Regions from separate parts of the Homo sapiens genome. Here regions 1 and 2 are each linked to region 3. The links are chromatin contacts, found by Hi-C or POLR2A ChIA-PET in ENCODE. All regions are on one chromosome and are shown on one strand. The core of a region is the stretch at or near the end of the contact, and the rest is flanking DNA. Distances in the headings are between cores, read along the strand shown.

Region 1 (4,557 bases), core at 1,418-3,917, 560 kb before region 3:
CTGAGGCAGGAGACTCGCTTGAACTCAGGGAGGCGGAGGTTGCAGTGAGCCGAGATCATACCACTGCACTCCAGCCTGGGTGACAGACCAAGGGAAAAAAAAAAAAAAAGACAATAGAAGAGTAGGTTTTTGATGATGGTGGTGAGATAGGAAAAAATGATGAGTTTAGTTTTGGTTGTGTTGAGTTTGTGCATATGAGAACATCCAAATGGAAGTGGAGCTTAGGAGACACCTGAGCTGTAAATATTAAGTACGTATCATGTATTTCGTATTGTCTAGGCACTGGGGGATACCGTGATGAAGATGAACATGGTTCCTGTTCTCCTGTCTAGGGAAACTGGTTAAGCATGTAAATATTAGCATAGTGAATGTTTTGTTGTGAGACTACATGCTGCTATGAGAAATACAGAAGGGGGACGTAATGTAGCCAAGAGCTTCTGAACAACCTCCGGGAAGAGATGAGCTGAGATTAAAGGAAGGTTAGGAGTTAGGAGAGGAAGGGAAAAGTGCCGTAGTTAGGAGGAAACATGCCAAGGTCTTGAGGTGAGAAAACAGTGGCATCTGGGAAGAACTAGAAAGTTTAGTGTCGCTGAAAGCATGGACAGAGAGAGATGAGTGAATTGAATTGCCTGGGCATCCTGGGAACGGGAAGACACCCTGATGGCAGGGAACCCGCGCCTGCGCTTTCGGGGTCAGGTCCAGGTCTGCCCCGCCAGGGCTGAAGCCAGCTCCTGGTGGGGCTGCAGTGAGGCGGAAGAGGTGGGATGCTGCTGCCTGGCGGTGCTGCGGCGGCAGACCTCCACGAGGAGGTCCTGGGCTACCGCGGGGTACACAGGCGGGCGGAAAAGGGGGAGCAGAGTCAGGGGGCAGTTGGGAAGCTCGGAGACAAAAGGAGGGAGGGAGCCAAAAAGCCTACAGCACCAGGTATTCCCAGGCGGTCTCCCATCCAAGTACTAACCAGGCCCGACCCTGCTTAGTTTCCGAGATCTGGCGTGTTCAGGGTGGTATGGCCGTAGACACTAATGGTGGTGCCTGGCTGCCTCTTCAAGAGCCCGGCCCAGCCACGCCCGCCCGACTCCAGGCGTCACTGCCACCCCAGGGTCGTGGGGCTCGGACTGGGGACCCCTGAGCTGCTCGCCTGCGGTCGGACTGCTCTCCCCTTCTACGCCCAAGCACCGCCGGTCTGCCCTGCTGCGCCTTCCACCGGCCTCCCAGAGCCTCCAGCCATACAGCAGAGATGGTGGTTGGGATAAGAGTTTGAAGAGAGTGGAGCAGGTCTGGAACAGGTATTCTGGAGAATAGGGGAGAGAACAGAGTAGGAAAATTTCCACAAGGCAATTGCCTGAGACTGTCCAATTTGCAGACCAGGGCTTTTCAGCCTCAGGACTGTTGACATTTTGGATTGAAGAATTCTGTGATGGGGGCTGTCCTGTGTGTTCTAAGATGTTTAGCAGCATTCTTGGCCTCTGCTCCCTAGATGCCAGTAGCACTCCCCTAATTATGACAATAAAAAATGTCCGCAGACATTGGTAAATATTACTTAAGTGGGAGAATGGCCTCTGGTTGAGGACCACTGAGGCCAGCCAATGCGTACTACAGGAGAAACATCACACAACCTGCAGATTGGTGTCACACATTTATGGCCCTGACCTGGCCTCTCAGTTCTATCTGGTTCTTCTGTTTTCCTCATAGGCGAAGTAATGGTTCTAACCTAGAAGACAGAATGAGGTGAAGACAGGCTAACTTCTCTAAGCTCTCAATGACTCACGAGATAATAGATGTCAAGATAGAACCTACTAAGTGTTCAGTAAATGTTATCTATTGTCATTTCCAGGAGGGGGCTGATTGAAACTGAAGAATAGTACAGTAGGAGGAGAGGACCAGGAGCTGAAAAGACAGGTCGCTATGTTGAGAGAGAGAGAGAGGAAGAAAGATCTAATAGGACTTCAAAGGCTGTGGTAGATGTATTACTGTCAAAACCTGCGCAGCTTTTCTCTACCAGGCCTTGGAAAAGATTGCACTTCCTGCACCACTGGCAGCGGGCTGGCCAATGGGATGCAAGTGGAAATGAACTGTGCTATTCTGAGCAGAGGCTTAGGGACCATTGTGTGGGTAAGTCAGTGCTCTTTTTCCTCCACGTGAGGCTAGTGTGTCCCAAAATGGGGGCTGCTCCCTTTGACCTGTCTCCAAGACTGAAGAGAACAGGGACCATAGCTGTACCTATCCTGCGAGGGACAAAGGAACAAGCTTTTGTTAATTCAAGCGATTGAGATTTGGGGGTTTGTTACCACAGTGTAATTTGGCATAAGCTGACTGGCATACGGTGGAGCATCCCAGATGAGGGCAAGCTCCCAGGGCCTAACAGAGTGAGTGGCTGGAGTATGTGAAGGTGAAATTCTTTGACATGAAGTGGTTAAGGTCCCACGAGGCCGTGGTGTTAGATGGGTCATTCATGTGATGTTGTTATCATCCAGGAAGCTGGTAGGAGGTAGGAACCCAAAGTCTGTAATGAACAAGGGAAAGTGTGAGCAAAGTCAGCAGATGACAGCAGTAAAGGAGGAGTAAAGGGGAGTATAGATCTAAATATATATATGTATATGTGTGTGTGTGTGTGTGTGTATGTGTGTGTATATATATGCAGAGATTTGGTATATATATGTGTATATATATATGTGTGTGTATATATATGTGTGTGTGTGTGTATATATATATATGTGTATATATATATATGCAGAGATTTGGAAGTGTGGAAGAATAGGGGTCTGAGTGCAGTACTGGGGAGGCCCCATACCCTATCCTGAAAGCACATGAGGTATGGGAAAGTGACCACCAAGATCCTTTGGAGGGAAAGCCAGGTATCTTTTAAGGCAAAGAAGAGGAGGAAAGAAGAGTTTGCAGATGTAGGCAGGAAGTTGTTTATGAAACAGAGTGATAGGCCGGGTGCGGTGGCTCACACCTGTAATCCCAGCACTTTGGGAGGCCGGAGGTGGGCGGATCACCTGAGGTCAGGAGTTTGAGACCAGCCTGGCCAACATGGTGAAACCCATCTCTACTAAGAATACAAAAATTAGCTGGGCGTGGTGGTGGGCACCTGTAATCCCAGCTACTCAGGAGGCTGAGACTGGAGAATCGCTTGAACCCAGGAGGCGGAGGTTGCAGTGAGTGGAAATCAAGACATTGCACTCCAGCCTGGGCGACAAGAGCAAAACTGTCTCAAAAAGAAAAAAAAAAAGAAAGAAAGAAACAGAATGATAGTGTAGTTGGAGTCAAGAGTTGACTGCTTTGAGAACTTGTCTCCAGAAAAAGGGCATGTACTTGTGCAAAATGTTATATGCAAATTCAAAAAACATTTAGACTTCCTAGAACCATCTGTGGACCCTAGATTAAGAACCCTGATCTGGAACAGTGGCTCTCAAACTTGAGCAAACAGTTTGACAGGTCTGACGGTGTTTGACAGGTTGTTGGGCCTCACCCAGAGGTTTCAGTAACGTAGGTCTGCATGCGGTCCAAGCATTTGCATTTCTATCAAGTTCCCAGGTGATGCTGATGTTTCCGGCCTAGAAACCACATTCTGAGAACCACTGCTGAAGTCTAAGGCTAAGGGGGAAAGGTTTGGGGAGAGGAAGAGGAACAGTGGGAAATGGTTAAGGACAAGATTATGAAAGCATCATGGGGATGAGAATGGATTTTTGTTTTGTTTTACTAGGCTTAGGCAGATACTCCAATATTTCTGACACATACATACACGGAAAACCTTGCAAGAGTGGAGAAAAGAAGGGAGAGGTGAGTGAGCACTTATTTTAAGTTTAGGGCAAGGGGTGCAAAAAAATATCTTTTATAGCCTTAAGGATCACTTTCTTGAACACCCTTACTTTACAACAACAGATGTGATATCAAGTATCACATGGCCAATTCACACCTTTGGTCTGGTAACCAGCTCTTGCCCCCTCTCAGTCTAGGGCTTGTTCCCCTTCATCATTAACCTCTAAGAGAATCACTAGTGGGAAATAAGCTATGCTTTTGATTCAAGGTAAAGAGACTCGAACTTTCCAGTGCCCTAAACTGGGAAATCTTAAACTCCAGCAAAGTACAATGCTCAAAACTGGGTAAAGCTGCTACCTTCGTAGGGGATACATTTTGGAGAAAATTGCATCTACTTTCTTCTTTGTCTTTTCTTTTTGTGTGAGTGTGAGTGTGCATGACAGTTTGTCTATGTTTGAAAACCTGACCATCAGCATTCCTGGAATTCTTGGCAATGAATTAGGATTGCCAGTTAGCTGCCTGCTGGGTGACCTTAGGTAGTTCACCTCGTGTCTCTAAGCCTCAGCTTCCTAATCTGTGAAACAGGCTGATGGACCAGTGAGATAACGCCTGTGAGGTGCTTATCACCTGATACTGCCTCTTCTTGCTGGCACATCAAGCTGGAGGATTGCAGCATCTGAACACGAATGACCAATCAAATCTCGGGCCTATACCCCACAGACGTAACCTTTATCTCCCACCAGAGGGCACCAGTAACCTATAAAAATCTAAGGGGGCGGGCGGTCCCTCTTGCCC
Region 2 (4,852 bases), core at 1,536-4,035, 630 kb before region 3:
GTCACACTACTCTTTCCTTAGCAAGAAAGAAAAGGTCCCAAAACATTCCCTACTCCATGTGGCCCTCAGATCCCACCCTATCCCCATCCCTCACAGATCTCCCTCCCTTATGTGGGAGGCTAAACCCAGTAAGAATAATCATTTGTAAAGTACTCTGTAGTTTTCAGGGTACTTTTGCACACATGATTCTGTTTAGTTCTTGGTAAGCAGCATTTCATTATTAATCCTGTGAGCCATGGCTACTCCCCCACCTCCATTTTACAAATATACAAACTAAATCTTAGGTCCACAAATTGTCTGTGCTCACATAGCTAAAAAGAAAGTCACACCAAGACACTGTTTTCTCTACTACTTCACATTATGATGTCCAAGTTCACATCCTGGGAACATGAGGAGCCTGAACCTTATAGCTAGTTACAAGCCCCTAAAAGGAACAGAGACCTCATTTTTCTACCCACTGGTCCAGGCCAGGGCCATCCCAGCTGAAGCACCACAGACATGATATAGATGCAAAGCACCAGGCACAGGAGGAGTGGGGACACCACCAAGCGGGGACCAAAGGCCCACGAGGGTATAGAGTATCTGCCAGAGCATACTAGGTCATGACAAAGACCAAAGGCATTCCAGACCACCAAGGAAGTCCAAAGGAGCTCCCCCAGAAACAGCCCAAGTCCCCAGATAAACTGACCCTTCCTCACCCAGCACACCCCCTTGGCCCTTTCTCACTCATGCTTCCAGTGGAGAAGGAAATAGACAAGCAGCCGGGTCTGAGAGCTTGATCAGATTCAGCCATACACACTCAGCAGTAAGCTCAGAGCCATGGCAATCAAACCTCAGGCTCACCCAAAGGCCAAAGGAGAAGCAGCCACAGCCTGGGTCTAGGGCTCCAGCTCAGAGCCACCATCTCTTCAGATGCTGGCTGCCAAGCAGAGCTATAAAATGTGCCTCGACTTAATTTTTCCATGGACACAACCTCAAGATGGGCCAGCCAGACTCTGGAGGAGCTGGGATTCCAAAGTCTCACTGCCTGTCTGCTCTGGGATCGGCAGCTGGAGTTGGGGAGAGGGAAGTATTTGGGGGTCGGCATTGCCACCTCCTGGGCCATTTCTCTTCCTAATATCTTCCCAAAGCCTGATGCAGCAACAGAGTAAGTTTTCATTCAGCACTGATTCAGGGTTGGAATTTAGTACAAATTGCTTACATCTGCCTGGCCATATCCCAAATAGGTAGTTTAGAGCAAGGAGGAGGGGCAGCATTGGCCCACTTCTTGGAGCCCGGGTAGCCGCCTGCTAAAGAATCTGGTGCCATGCTGGGACCAGCCAGCCCAGGGTACAAAACTCTCCAACAGAGTTGAGAAAAAACAGCCCAAGAGAGCTGCCAGAGACAATACAGCGATTCCATCCCAGGCATGATTGGAAGGGCTGGGGCAGGGAAGCTACGAAGACCCCAGAAGCGGGTGGAGAGGAGAAAAGGCAGGCCTGAAGGAGCAAGAGCAATGGCAGAAAACACACACACACACACACACACACACACACTTCAACATCAGCCAACTAGGGTGTGTGCACTAACCTCATACATTTGGTAACCTCTTCCCACAATCCAGAAGCCTGCCAAGCCCCTGGGCTCCCCACCCTACTCCACCCCACACCAGCTTGGCAGCCTTGCTTGTGCTTCCTGCTGCGATTGCTCCTCCAACATCAAAGTCACCGCTGTCGGGAGCTGAAAATGAGGGACAAGTATAGGCCAGGAGAGCAGCGCCTTCTCCCAGCACCGGCGAACTCAGGCCTGAGGGTCCCTCTCCCTCTTTCAAGCTTTCAGTCTCCTTTTGCTGCAGTATCCTTATAAGGGAGAATCCAATTCTACCCTCCGCCCGACTAAGAAACGTACACATTCCCCAGGCTAGATGCCGACTTCTCACCCAGTCCACAGAAGGCACTAACCCCATCACAGGACAGGTTTTGCTTTTTTTATTTCTTATCTTAAATAAACAAACCCCAAAGCCATTGACTGGTTCAGATCGCCCTGCAGCTGGGAGCCAGGAAGTGTGTTTAGCGAGAAGGGGGTGGGGACGCGGGTGCCTGGAGCCCCAGAGGCCCTGAAGCTGCTGGAGTGGAGTGGAGTGGGGTGAGGGGCAACCTGCTCTGCCCGGCGGGCAGGAGCTCAGGCTCCCACGGCGTCCGCCGCTCAGCCCGCCGCCAGGAACCCTCGGCTGCTTCCATTGTTGCACCTCCGCTGTTGCCATGTTGGAGGGAGAGCCCCCTGACCTCGGCTGCCTCCACTCTGGGGGCACTTTACAGACGCTGGGGCCGATGCAACCCGCAGGATGCGTGTCCTACCTGCGCTAGCTGCTGGCTCTGCTGCAACATCCGACGTGTCTTGTGCCTGGCGACGTGGGCTGCTCGCTCCGCGCCTCCCGGGCTCGCTCTGCGGCTCCAGGCGCCTCTTGCACCAGCGCGAGAGGAGCTGGCCGGCCGCACGCCGCCTGCTCCCGGGCCGCTCCCCTCTCCAGGCTCCGCACAGACCCTAGGCTCCAAGGGGCAGAGGGAGAGGCAGCAAAGGGCGCAAGGACCAGCTTGTGGGGGTGGGGAGGGGTGCTCTCCGCCGAGAGCGTGCGCGAGCTCGCAGAGTCAGGCCACCCCGGGTGAGACAATAGCGGCAGCAGCGGGCGAGAGAGGGGAAGCCATCTCCCGGACACCCGGCGCACTGCACGGCGACGCGACGCTCGGCCAGACCCTGCCTGGACAGGCAGGCACCCGGCCGCCGGCTCCAGCCGCAGCGCCGAATCCGCCGCGAGCCGGAGGGCGGGGCGGCTGCTGGAACCCGGGCCGCCCTTCGCCTCTCCCCTCCCCTTCCCCCTCCTCTTCTCTTCTCCTCTCCTCCTCTCCCCTCCGACTCCCGCCCCACTTGCCATTGCGTGGGGGAAGAGAAACGCGCTGGCGTCAAGTTGTGCTCTGCAACCCAAGAGCCAGGATTTCCACTCCCCACTTGGGTGAGGGTTTTTGCGGATGGTCGTTAGTTTCCCCTGCTGGAACCCCTTGGCTTTGGGTCAGAGGAAAGCTCAATCATTCTGCTAGAAATGACGGTGCTGAGGTCCAGTTATCCGTTTCAGGAATTTCTACCATAATTACGGTAGCGATGTTCGGGGGATCCCCTACCTTGAGGGTTAGGTTGGGGTAGAGAGAGGCTGTCTCCGGGCTTTACACGCTCAGTGTCATTCGTCTTTCTGTCTCCTTCCTTCCTCCCTTTCTGGAAGGGGAGTCTCGTTTGTTTTTGTATTCGCCCAGGTGGATCTTCCGAGCTGCGATCCAGGAAACAGCAGTCAACCTAAGTAGGGAGGGGAGATAGAGGATCCTCCAACCCAACTAGGGTAGTGAGAAAAAAAAGTAAAAAAAAAAAACCTTTCATACAATATGTTATATTTAAATTTTCTACTCTAAATACCTTTCTTCCAGCAGTGGTCTCTGGAAGAATTTTCCTAAAGGCTCCACCCAAAAGAAACCATGAGTTGGCCAGCTCCTCGTTTGCATTTGGTTTGCATAGTACCAACGATCACTAATCTCAAAGTATATTTTCCTAAAAACGTGAATCGTGTTTTCCTCCACTGCCCTCATTTCTTCTTTCTTTCTCGACAGACTATGAAGATTAACACCTGGTCCTCAGCCTCTCAAGTAAAACCATGATTAAATAAATTTGTTATGCTTTTCTCTGGTTAACTTGTCTTTTGTTATAGAAGTGTCGGCTGTGACTCTTATGATGGGGAGGAAAGGGATCACTCCCCTTTCTGATCCTACAGTGCCTTCTGTACCCAATGCTTGTGACTTTCAGTATTCCACTTCACCCTCTGAATATCAAGAATAGCGTCCTCACCTATCACGCTTTCGTAATGATCAAAGGAGAGAATGTAGGTGAAACATCTTGATAATTAACTGAAGGCAGCTTGGTCTGCACATATGTCATAATGTATATGATGCTACTCCTGATCTCAGGAGCCACAGGGGTTAAAAAACGTGTCCGTGCACTTCTTCACCATACAAATATTTATGACAGCTTACTCTGTGTCTGTCATCAGGTCAAGCTCAGGAGCCTGAGAGAACAGAGTGTTACAGGGGCCACTGGTGGTTCTTTTTTTTTTTTTTTTTTTTGAGACGGAGTCTTGCTCTGTCGCCCAGGCTGGAGTGCAGTGGCGTGATCTCGGCTCGCTGCAAGCTCTGCCTCCCGGGTTCACGCCATTCTTCTGGCCCAGCCTCCGGAGTAGCTGGGACTACAGGCGCCCGCCACTATGCCCAGCTAATTTTTTCTTTTTTTTTTTTTTTTTTTTTGTATTTTTAGTAGAGACAGGGTTTCACCGTGTTAGCCAGGATGGTCTCGATCTCCTGACCTTGTGTTCCACCCACCTCGGCCTCCCAAAGTGCTGGGATTACAGGCGTGAGCCACCGCGCCCGGCGACCACTGGTGGTTCTATGCTGCTGGGGTGAAAAGTCTGAAGGAAAGAACTAACAGGAAGTAGGCATAGGTAGCTGAGTGGAGGATCAGATCACAGGCTTTATCATGCATTTTGGTAAGGAAAAAATTGAATAAAGAGAAACCAGGGCATGCCAAAAAGTTTAGGTGCTGTAGGTGACAGAGAACCTGCTGTGCACAAATGGAACTGGGAAGTAGTGTGACCAGAAAAAGACTTCCTGGCATATTATAGAGAAGGATTTGGAAGATGCACTGCATGTCTTCCGTTTGCCCCTCCAGATCTTCCTGGCCCTCTGGCTTCCTAGACTGGGTTGGCCAATGGGGGCCATGGCTGAAGATTGAATAAGGAGGGAGGTCAGGGGAAACTGGATATTTATTCTTCAGGATTCCT
Region 3 (4,487 bases), core at 1,792-4,291:
TGGCCAGATGTCCTTCAGTAGGCTTCCACAATCACATTACTTCTGTTCCTTTCCTTTTATCTATAATCATTAACTTTCTCACTTTAAAATGCAGAGTCATTTTCAGAGATTGTTATCTTTCGGACCCAGGCTTCTTTAATTTGTCTAACCTTCCAGTGCTAAATATTCCTTCCTGGCTGGGCACAGTGGCTCACACCTGTAATCCCAGCACTTTCAGAGGCCAAGGTGGGCAGATCACTTGAGGTCAGGAGTTCCTGACCAGGTTGGCCAACATGGTGAAACCCAGTCTCTACTAAAAATACAAAAAATATAGCCAGGTGTGGTGTTGGGTGCCTGTAATCCCAGCTACTCGGGAGGGCTGAAGTAGGAGAATCGGTTGAACTTGGGAAGCGCAAGTTGCTGTCAGCCGAGATTGTGCCACTGCACTCCAGCCTGGGCAACAGAGCAAGACTCCGTCTCAAAAGATAAATAAAAATAAATATTCCTTCCTAAGTTTTATCCTAATGAACCTTCTGTATCATTCAAGAAAAGCCTTTTGCAAGATCCTGCTACTCTTTCAAAGTACTAGCGTTATCACCTTTCTTCCATCCTTAAGTTTTTACAAGTAAGCGTCAACCTTTTGCCCTTGTCTCCCACACCATTCTAAAATCATTGTAATCTGGTTTCTGTTCCAGCTGCTGAGGAGTCCCAAGCTGCCAAAGGACTAAACAGAGCAACCCATTCTCAGCCCTCAGACTCAACTGCTCTGATTGGCTTCTATGAAGACGCCACACCAATCTGTACTCTCTTCTTCCTCTACATAGATTAATACATGGAAGGCACTTGAAAATCTGCCTAGCTCAGAGAAAGTACTTTATAACCGTTAGCTAACTTATTATCTCCACTTATTCCTCCTCTTAACCTCTAACTACAGATTGTGTGCTTGGCAATTTTCTTTTCTCCCCCTCCCACTTTTTCTCTAGATCATGTCCTCTATTCACAAGGTTTCAATGAGCCCATCTGAAAGAATACAAATCTCTCCCATAAATCCAAACCTGTCTCCTGACCCCTAGACCACATTCAGCTTCTCCAAAGCTGTCTTTTTCCAATGACCTTACACTTTATCAACAGCATCATTATTTGCTCTCACCATTTTTCACGTCACTCTCTTACTCATCAGCACTATATGCAATCTATTCTCAAATTTGTCATCCCTACCTCCTCAATGTCTTTTCTATTTCCTAGCTCAGGCCTTCCTCATCACTCATATAATCTACCCCTCCAAACTGGTTTTACACTCCTCCAAAACTCAACTCCACATTGCTGTCAGACAAACCTTACAAACTCATAGCTCTGATTGAGTTACTAAGTCAAAATCCTTCAATGGATCTACCCTACCTTCCCTAAAAAGCCCAAACTTTTGAGCTAGGCATTCGAGAACCAACACAAAATAGATGGCACCGATCCCATCCCCTGGCATTCTCTTTATCCACAACCTGGCCAAGCAGGAAAATTCTTTAGGTCTTCTCTCACTGATGCCTACTGAACATCCCTCCCATATTTTCATACTTCAGCCTGTTGATATTTTACCAACCTTAAAAATCCACTTAAGGCCGGACACTTTGGGAGGCTGAGGTGAGTGGATTGCTTGGGGCCAGGAGTTTGAGACCAGCCTGGCCAACACAGTGAAACCCCATCTCTGCTAAACATACAAAAATTAGCCAGGCATGGCAGTGCGCACCTGTAGTACCAGCTACTCAGGAGGCTGAGGCACGAGAATCACTCGAACCCAGGAGACAGAGGTTGCAGTGAGCCAAGACTGTGCCACTGCACTCCAGCCTAGGCGACGGCGCGAGGCTGTCTTAAAAAAAAAAAAAAAAGTCCACTTAAAACTCCAACTCCTCCACAGGTTTGGGGGGTTTGTTTTTCCTGGTTGACTTCTTCCTTTACCCCAAAGACATTCACTCTCTGTTCCAAACATTCTTAGCAACTGGTAATGACTCTTTCAGGCCTGCCTACATTCTGCAATATCCTACAGCTATTTTACATAATCACCTTAAACTCCCTGCTTAATGAAAAGCTCTTTAAGGGCAAAGACCATTTTTTATGTATCTTTGTAGCCCTTTTGACAATTAACATATCTTCTGACTTTTTTAAAAGAGAAACCTAACCATTAGGAACAGCAAGTAGTGCAGAAGTCCTTGAAAACCTCAGCTACCCCTAGAATACCATGCTAAATGTCACCTAATGGAAGTCCAGGAGAAAGGACCTACAGTTTTTAAATAATCTGGATAGGAGGTAAGGAGGCAATGACTCAAAGTGAGGGCGACAAAAGACAACTCCCTCCGTATTTCACACCTCAGTGTTTTACACACCGTCCCTAGCAAAGGACCTTAAACAGAAAGTTAGGATAATTGGATTCCAGTGCCAACTATGCCATTTACTTGCTTAGTGCCTAGCCATTACCCTCTGAGCCTTTATTCATCTGTTCAATGAGAAGCTTCTACCAGAAGATCTCCAAGTCCCCTCCTTAGACTTCTCTTTTCTACAAAAAGATTAACCTGTTCAGGCACCCAATTCCCTGACAAGTCTTCAAAGCTTCATCCCAAGCCTCACTTCTTCAAATTCCATCTCCAACAACTCTGGTCCTGGCTGCTCTGGGTACTTCAACACCTGCGATCCTCATAATCAAAGCTAAGTCACAAACTGTCTGTCCCCATCGCTCCATAATTGATATGAAAGTGGCCTCGGGAGGGGCAATGCAACCTACTCGGGCAGAAGGTGGGCTTCCTCCTCCCGCTGCTGCTCCACATCAGGTGTGCCCAGTGATCCATAGCCGAACAGTGTCCCTAAGATTGCAGCCTGACTCCCCTCCCGCCTGGGTTCCCTCCTTTCCAGTACCCAACGCTTCTCTAAAACGCAGCCACAGCCCTTCTCACCCAGCAACTCGAGGTTCATCCCTGCGGACTGTGGCCGCCCGGTCTCAGCTCCGGCAACAACACCTTCTCCCCGGCCGGCTTCAGCAACTTGCGTCTAAGTGGTGGACGCCGCGAAGAGACTGGCGCAAGCTCCGAAGACTTTCGGCCTTAGAAGGCCCCGCGGCTTCCGCTTTCTTCCCCCGCCTTCCTTGTTCGTTTCAGGTGGGCTGCCCAAATATATGCCTGACCAAAATCAAGCATACACTCTCTCGGAAACAATTAATTATGATCTTTGCTGAGGTACAACAATGTTATCGTCACTAGGGACTTTAAATAGCGCGACAATTTAAGATTATTTGCTCCGGGAACATGTAGGTGAGGTAGAAATTCCAGGCATACAGTTAACCTACTAGTTCTTGCCCTGTTGTGTGTTCAGCGGCGTTGTCCGGGCGGGCTACCTCAGACTCCGCAGGAAAGGTTCCGGACAAGTCCTGCTAATGCAAGAAACCAGGGAAGGTCGTCCCCTAGTGCTCGGGTGTGTAGCGCCGCTGACCTCACCAAGGCGCGTACTTACCCTGTATGTAGGTGGCGTTGCAGGGTGTTTCGGTCTCGTGAAAATTATTTCTCATTTGTAAAGATATGCTATTGATCCTACAGAAAGGTACGACAACATATGTTAGGCCTGTCTGTGTTAAGATAATAAAAACCTTATTATCTAAGGTTTTACCCTTTACCAAACAGTGTTGACAGGGACGCTGTGAAAAAGACTGTGAAAAAGAATTGGAATGAGGGGTGGACTGAGTTTCCCGGAGCTCAGTCATACAGAACTCCAATGAAATACCCAAAGCAATTAGAGAAGTCCAGTTACTGGTATCTAGCGAAAGAGCAAATTTTATATGAACAAATTCCTACTATAAATGCTGTGGCTCATCAGAAAAAGGAAACAACGTCAAAGGCTCGCTGCAGAAAATAGTACTCGGGCTAGGTCTCCGACAATGGAAAAATACACATACACAAGTTTATTAATCGCAGTATTGTCTGCAATTGCAAACTTTTGGAAACAATAATGAAACTTTTGAACTAGGGAGCCCAGCATTTTCATGTTGCCCAGGGCCCTGCAAATTATGTAGCTAGTCCAGTCTGCCTCTACTTGACAAATTTGCAGAAAAAGCAGCCTCATTCACACAGTGCACCCTGTCCCTGGGCCCCAGTTGATTGCTCTTTCAGTAAGCCCCTGACCTAAGCTCAACCCAATTAAATTCCTTTCCCAAGAATTTGGAATGGGAATTAAGTGGCCCCCACAGTCTGACACATCGATTGAAGAGAGTAAATGTGAATTAAGGAGCTATTTAAAGCGCCTAATAATAGATGGACACCATGGTAGTTGGCTGCAGGTTGCAGAATGAAGCAGAAGTCCAGAAACTAGTCAAAGATAATACTTGGTGTATCCAATTAGTTCCCAAGAACATATTACATTAATGTCTTCTATTTCCATTATCCTTGGACCTTTATAAAGTATGTCTTTTGCAGCCGGGTGCGGTGGCTCACGCCTGTAATCCCAGCACTTTGGGAGGCCGAGGCGGGCTGATC

The links. A loop is a pair of places that touch in the nucleus more often than their neighbours do. ChIA-PET counts read pairs that join two places held with the same protein, here RNA polymerase II (POLR2A). Pooled maps may share reads with other maps.
Region 1: a pooled map shows a loop between it and region 3 (5-fold over the local background). The contact joins the promoter of LRRN2-AS1 here to the promoter of RBBP5 in region 3. A Hi-C loop is called at or near these places in 2 of 37 single-sample maps with no recorded cell type and 6 of 50 pooled maps.
Region 2: a pooled map shows a loop between it and region 3 (8-fold over the local background). The contact joins the promoter of PIK3C2B here to the promoter of RBBP5 in region 3. A Hi-C loop is called at or near these places in 1 of 168 maps with a recorded cell type or tissue (naive thymus-derived CD4-positive, alpha-beta T cell) and 8 of 50 pooled maps. POLR2A ChIA-PET finds 5 or more read pairs at or near these places in 3 of 52 experiments (MCF 10A, WTC11 and activated CD4-positive, alpha-beta T cell).

The regions. Positions count from the first base shown.
Region 1 is chr1:204,561,504-204,566,060 of GRCh38, forward strand. LRRN2-AS1 (LRRN2 antisense RNA 1) reads left to right here and starts at 2,668. Exons shown (of 13, transcript XR_007066814.1): 1 at 2,668-3,783. It also overlaps the pseudogene RNA5SP74. RefSeq lists a silencer at 4,324-4,413.
Region 2 is chr1:204,492,020-204,496,871 of GRCh38, forward strand. PIK3C2B (phosphatidylinositol-4-phosphate 3-kinase catalytic subunit type 2 beta) reads right to left here and starts at 2,786. Exons shown (of 33, transcript NM_001377334.1): 1 at 2,337-2,786. It overlaps LOC124904584 (translation initiation factor IF-2), which reads left to right. Exons shown (of 2, transcript XM_047439554.1): 2 at 2,157-3,713. The coding sequence ends at 3,177. RefSeq lists silencers at 827-906, 2,466-2,935 and enhancers at 1,976-2,165, 2,236-2,365.
Region 3 is chr1:205,118,937-205,123,423 of GRCh38, forward strand. It overlaps RBBP5 (RB binding protein 5, histone lysine methyltransferase complex subunit), which reads right to left and starts at 3,042. Exons shown (of 14, transcript NM_005057.4): 1 at 2,919-3,042. The coding sequence starts at 2,937. RefSeq lists enhancers at 1,102-1,660, 2,824-3,003, 3,144-3,363 and a silencer at 3,725-4,019.